2 separate regions of the Homo sapiens genome follow, and region 1 is linked to region 2. A link is an interaction called in ENCODE POLR2A ChIA-PET data of the cell type or tissue named here. Cell type or tissue: CD4-positive, alpha-beta T cell. All regions are shown on one strand. Each heading gives the region's core, and the rest is flanking DNA. Links, peaks and the distances in the headings are about the cores only. Region 1 holds the start of H4C8 (H4 clustered histone 8). Region 2 holds the start of H3C6 (H3 clustered histone 6).

What was found. Peaks named below come from ENCODE experiments on the same cell type or tissue, not always from the same donor. Only the 100,000 strongest peaks of a DNase experiment are listed, where the experiment ranks them.
Region 1: POLR2A ChIA-PET joins it to region 2 with 48 read pairs; 34 of 35 experiments call an interaction of 5 or more read pairs at or near these places.

The regions. Positions count from the first base shown.
Region 1 is chr6:26,284,002-26,286,916 of GRCh38, forward strand. It overlaps H4C8 (H4 clustered histone 8), which reads right to left and starts at 1,533. Exons shown (of 1, transcript NM_003543.4): 1 at 1,125-1,533. The coding sequence starts at 1,498. The coding sequence ends at 1,187. It overlaps TRX-CAT1-2 (tRNA-iMet (anticodon CAT) 1-2), which reads left to right and starts at 2,525; the gene lies at 2,525-2,596. LOC124901287 (a long non-coding RNA gene) reads left to right here and starts at 1,679. Exons shown (of 2, transcript XR_007059520.1): 1 at 1,679-2,052. RefSeq lists enhancers at 374-1,109, 818-2,017, 1,110-1,845, 1,224-1,383, 1,534-1,923 and a silencer at 2,264-2,313. In CD4-positive, alpha-beta T cell, for the core only: no CTCF peak of the experiment used is centred there; DNase peaks (open chromatin) are centred at 680, 1,300, 1,440 and 2,500; H3K4me3 peaks cover 2,495 bases; H3K27ac peaks cover 2,285 bases.
Region 2 is chr6:26,222,562-26,225,476 of GRCh38, forward strand. H3C6 (H3 clustered histone 6) reads left to right here and starts at 2,574. Exons shown (of 1, transcript NM_003532.3): 1 at 2,574-2,915. The coding sequence starts at 2,594. RefSeq lists an enhancer at 2,584-2,915. In CD4-positive, alpha-beta T cell, for the core only: no CTCF peak of the experiment used is centred there; DNase peaks (open chromatin) are centred at 220, 820, 1,490 and 1,830; H3K4me3 peaks cover 1,911 bases; H3K27ac peaks cover 2,072 bases.

The DNA.
Region 1 (2,915 bases), core at 222-2,721, 62 kb after region 2:
ACTCCAGCATGGCGAAGGTGAGACTCCGCCTCAAAAAAGGAAAAAAAAAGCCAATCCAAATCTCCTACAAGTTTGGTCTCTAGCAAATCATTGTCCTGATGCCTGAATGTGTACTTTTTCAAAAGGCGATCATTGCTGGTTAAGAATTTAAGTTTTCGTGGCCGGGCGCAGTGCCTCATGCCTGTAATCCCAACACTTTTGGGAGGTCGAGGCGGGTGGATCACGAGATCAGGAGTTCGAGACCAGCCTGGCCAACATGGTGAAACCCCATCTCTACTAAAAACACAAAAATTAGGCGGGCGGCTGTAATACCAGCTATTCAGGAGGCTGAGGCAGGAGAATCGCTTGAAACTGTAAGGCGGAGGTTGCGGTGAGCCGAAATCGCGCCACTGCACTCCAGCCTGGATGAAAGAGCAAAACTCCGTCTCAACAACAACAAAATAAGTTATGGTGATGTTTCTATATTGCTCACTAAGCGGTACCCTACCTTTTAATATTTTCGTAATATTCAAAAACACATTTTAAGTCTATTGGAAACAATACTTGCAAGCTCTCAAGTGAACATTTATATTGTTACCCCACACTGCCTTTTGTAGACGAGTTTTGTCACCAAGTCAAAAGCAGCAGCGCGCACGCCGCCTGGACTTGGGTCTGCGATCCTACTCACGCAGATGTGTTGCGCTCACGGATTCGCCTTGGTTTAAGGCCCGCCGTCTGGGTGCGAGCTTTCTTTGTTTTTAGCCCTTCCCGCCATTTTGGAAAGGGTAACTTGCAGTCTCTCCGCGAAGTTTCCAACTTCTGTAGTCTTTGAGAACCTTACGAACGCTTCAAGCTTAAACTGAAGGAGGAAGGCCCACGGGAATTATAAACTGTCACAATCCAGCTTACTCACTGATATCTAGTGTTAAAATGCCACAAGAAAGCTAAACATATTCAACATACCAACTTCCCTCAAGCAGAAAACAGTGGCTTTAAGTACTTTATGCCCAAATCCTAAACATGCGAGATTAAGCACGAGTAATTAAACGTTACCTGCAAATCTACACATGTGCACAGTAACTACTTCTCAGCAAAAATCTGGAACAAAGCAGGATAACAAGATGTCTGCTCTTTTATGAAAAAAGTGGGCGGCCCTGAAAAGGGCCTTTGGTTGAAAATGAAAATAAGAGTGCAGCAAGCAGGAGCCTTAGCCACCGAAGCCGTAAAGAGTGCGTCCCTGTCGCTTCAGCGCGTAGACCACATCCATTGCTGTCACGGTCTTGCGTTTGGCGTGCTCTGTGTAAGTGACAGCGTCACGAATCACGTTCTCCAGGAACACCTTCAGAACACCACGAGTCTCCTCATAGATAAGGCCAGAAATTCGCTTGACACCGCCGCGACGAGCAAGGCGCCGGATAGCTGGCTTAGTGATGCCCTGGATGTTATCGCGCAAAACCTTGCGATGACGCTTAGCTCCTCCCTTACCCAAACCTTTTCCACCTTTACCACGGCCAGACATGACTAAGCAACTTCTAAAACCAACTTAAGAAACCTAAACGCCAAGGCAAAGCAACGCCCTTATATGCCGGGAATTCGGACCTAATTGAAGACTGAAAGCGCGCATACCGGAACTTTGGTCCTGCTTCTTGGCCCCACCCCGCATAGCCCAGCCCTGGATGACGTCACCAACGACTCCAGCCTTTGGCATCTGAGCGCCGGCTCCGCGGAGGCGTCTCTTGCAATTGCTGGGAAATAGGAATGAGAGTTTTAAGGCTGTTTTAACAACCAAATCAGATTAAATAAATTAACATGTTTAAATTGTTATCAATTGTTCCTTCAGTTGCTTTAGGACGATTGGAGAGGAGCCTCGGTCCACAAGACCGGAAGCCTGAGGAGTGCAGCTTTGTCCCCAAGGTCACAGTGACTGGCTTTCTGCTGCCGGCTGTAAAGCACATGCGGACCGAAACCCCCCTTCGGAAGTGTTTGAAAACTGCAAGATTTCACCCTCTCCATCACCAAGCCAAGGGAAACATAACCAAAAGGGTTTTCTTCCCGATGGCGAAGGCATGATAGGTTAGTGATTCGTGGTAGAATTATTGCCCTCCGCGCGGAGGCCTGATTCTATTCCCAGTTTGTTCTCTTCTTTCCCTGCTTATTAAAATTTGTAATTGCCATTTAAATATCTAACTGCCCCTCACAACTGCACCCAGTGTGTAGGTTTCGGGGTGGGGGTTTTTTTTTTTCCTTTTTTTAATTTTATTGAGACAGGGTCTCGCTATGTTGCCTGCCTGGGTCTTCCAAAGTGCAGTGACTACAGGCGTGAGCTACCGCGCCTAGCCCACCAGTGTATTGATATTTATTTTTCTATCCCTAGTTTTGTTTTCTGTTTGATTCTGGTGATTCCTTTTTCCAAAGTGAGTTGGCAACCTGTGGTAGCCAAAGAAGTAGGCAACTGCTCGTAGGTTTTTTCTTAAATTACGAGGTAGTCTGAACGCATCTCCTGTAAGTAGTTAAGAGTACTGTGAGACCGTGTGCCTGGCAGAACAGCAGAGTGGCGCAGCGGAAGCGTGCTGGGCCCATAACCCAGAGGTCGATGGATCGAAACCATCCTCTGCTAGGTCCTTTTTTTTTCTCCCCCCCCGTCTATTTTCCTGAGGATCCCTTTTTTTTAAGTTACAGTTTTTTAGGTTAAACAATGACGAAAGAAAACAAAATGAACCCGAGTATTTCTTTAATTCCAGAATTACAAGCATTTCCGGGAAATAATGTGAAACTACAATCTCTGCATGTACAATTTTGATTTTCATGGACACCCAAGTGTCATTAATCAATATGTCATCTGTAAACAAAGCAAATTTCTCTTGTTTAGAGGCTATACCACTGTTGCAGCCAGTTATGACAGTTGTAAGTTAACCTGCCAAGCAAGGAGAATGCTT
Region 2 (2,915 bases), core at 125-2,624:
CGAGGTGGATGGATTACTTAAGGTCAGGAAATCGAGACCAGCCTAGCCAACATGATGAAACCCCGTTTCTACTAAAAATACCTCCACCCCACCCCCCCCAAAAAAATAAGCCGGGCATGGTGACAAGCACCTGTAACTACAGCTACTCTGGAGACTGAGGCAGGAGAATCGCTTAAACTCGGGAGGTGGAGCTAACAGTGAGCTGAGATCACCCCACTGCACTCCATCCTGAGTGACAGAGCAAGACTCCTTCTCAAAAAAAAAAGAAAGTCAGTCCTCAGCAGCAACAACCACATTTCAAATGCTCAGTAGCCACAACTGGTTTCTGACTGTTTTATCACATAACACAGATCCTATGGGAAATTGTGTTCAGGTATGGAAATAGTGATGGAAATTACTGATTAATACAAGTGAGCTGCTAAGTTCTTATGTAATCATGTAAATTTTGCACTGACTTCTAAAATAAAGCTTTACACATATTTAGAGATGAGGATTATGAAAGGAACTGAAGGTAGGTTCCAATGGCAAAACACCGGATTGACAGATTTAAGAACACTGGGGAGGAAATAGAACTATGGGGCATAAAGATGGAATTTCCTTAATGGTTCTCACTGACTGTGACCTAAAGTTTATCTTTTGATTTTGGAAACATTTTTTAGATGTAGATATTAACATTCTAATAATAGAAATGAAAAAACTAAAATGAAAATGAGAAAACAGAAGATAATATCAATAAACAGGTCTTGGGCCTCAGAAGATGAGATGTAGGGAGTGTGGAGAGGAAAAGCACAGGGGGTGCATAGCTCTCATTAACAAACGGCCCAGCCCACAAATACGTAATCATATTATACAAAAGGATTTCAGTTCTTCCCTTGCTTCCTATGAAACAATTTTGCCAACATACCTAACCGTTTTACCGTGATTTAAAGTGTACAGAATTTTCTTTTTCTGAAAAGGAGAGAAGCAAGGGACTCATATATATTTCAGATGTGAGATTGAAACGCACGACAATGTGTAATTTCAGTCAAGACTTGCCCACGAGTCCTAAGATAATTCAAATTTGCAAAATAGACACTAACTTGAAAGGTGCAATTGTATCAATCCTGTGGTTAGCAGAATTTTGATGAATGCCCTAAAATAGGGCAGGTTTAACAGAATTCAGGGAATGAGCAGGAATGCACAAAGCATCCTTTGTCTCCTCTCCACTCCAGCTTGCAGACATCCGCGGGCATTTGCGGGCAGTGATAAATTTGGTTTAGCCGTTTCCCCTCCCTGGAGGACGGGGGCTCCAGCATATTCATGATGTCAATCGCCTTGGACTACATGCCAGCGTCATTGCGAACCTGCTACACTTTACAAAATAGCTTTCCAATGAGAAAGAAAACCTACTGGGAAAGAAAAACAAAAAGAAACTAGACCTTGCAACGGGCACGCACGCGCACTATCCCTCTCTGAAATATTTATAGTACGCTTACACAAACGCGAACTTGTAAATCAAAACTCTGCCTGAACCAAAGTAGCCAATAGATTAAAAGTATGTAAATTAGGAATTCCCAAACTGCTCTTTTTATTGGCTAGGAAAAGAACACCTTACAGGGAATCCGATAGGTTAATTCACAATAGTGTTAGGCTGTAATGTCATTCTTTAAGAATCTTTTCCAGTAAACATTTGTTACTTTTTCAAAGTAATTGGGAGCTGTTGAGTGTGGAAGCGAAAACCAAGTTAAGAAGTCCTGTTATTTGGGTGAGTCCAGTTCCTATAAAAGTTCTGTTGGATGTGTCTTAAATTGTTCGGTGCACCTCAGCTCTCTCCCGCAGGGATCCGGAGAAACTGCGCCATTGTTGTCTTACAGAGAAACAACCTTCTAACACTCTCTTCGCCGCCATCTTTTTCAAGATTTTAAATTGAAAATACTTTTTTTGACGGCTCTTGCCATTATGTCTGGACGTTTTAATTTCAACAAAACGAAATAATAGTGTTAAGTTCTTTGAGTCAAACCCGATATTACAGAGGTAGGGATTCCAGGATATTAGAATTTTACTATAACACAAATGAAACACAAAGTTCCTTATGCTTAACAGTGTATCTTAGAAAACCTTGTTTGAGTGAATTAGCCTTGTACTCTATAATGAAACGAGGAATCATTGAGAGATACTTAGGCAACGGATTTTAAATGAGTGAATAAGGAAGGGAAAAACTTCAGGAAAATGCAGAAAAAAGCAGCGGAGATTTTGGAAAAAAAATTCTAAAGCACTTTCTAACGCAAACACATTCGATTTTTTATAGCTAAACAGGATAACAGATCAGTCTATTAAGTTAAATGATCAATGTCTTTGCAGGTCATGGTCTACGTGAAACATCAAAGAAACCTGTAACGGAAAACGACTTGTTTGAAAGAGCCAGTTCTCTATCCAAATTTACCAATCAGAATCTTGCACTGAAAAAATAAACCAATCGTGAATCTCTACGGCCACTTCCGGAATTTAGCAACCGATCACTAACAGGGATCGTCCACAATCCAATCAGAGTGATTCTGTTCCTATATAGAGGGGCAAACCAATCTTCCTAACTCATTTACTTTGCAGATGAACTATGGCGCGTACTAAGCAGACGGCTCGTAAATCCACAGGCGGTAAAGCACCGCGCAAACAGCTGGCCACTAAGGCAGCTCGCAAGAGCGCTCCGGCCACGGGCGGCGTGAAGAAGCCCCATCGCTACCGCCCTGGCACCGTGGCTCTGCGCGAGATCCGTCGCTACCAGAAGTCTACCGAGCTTCTAATCCGGAAGCTGCCGTTTCAGCGCCTGGTGCGAGAAATAGCTCAGGACTTCAAGACCGACCTGCGCTTCCAGAGTTCCGCGGTGATGGCGCTGCAGGAGGCCTGCGAGGCCTACTTGGTGGGGCTTTTCGAGGACA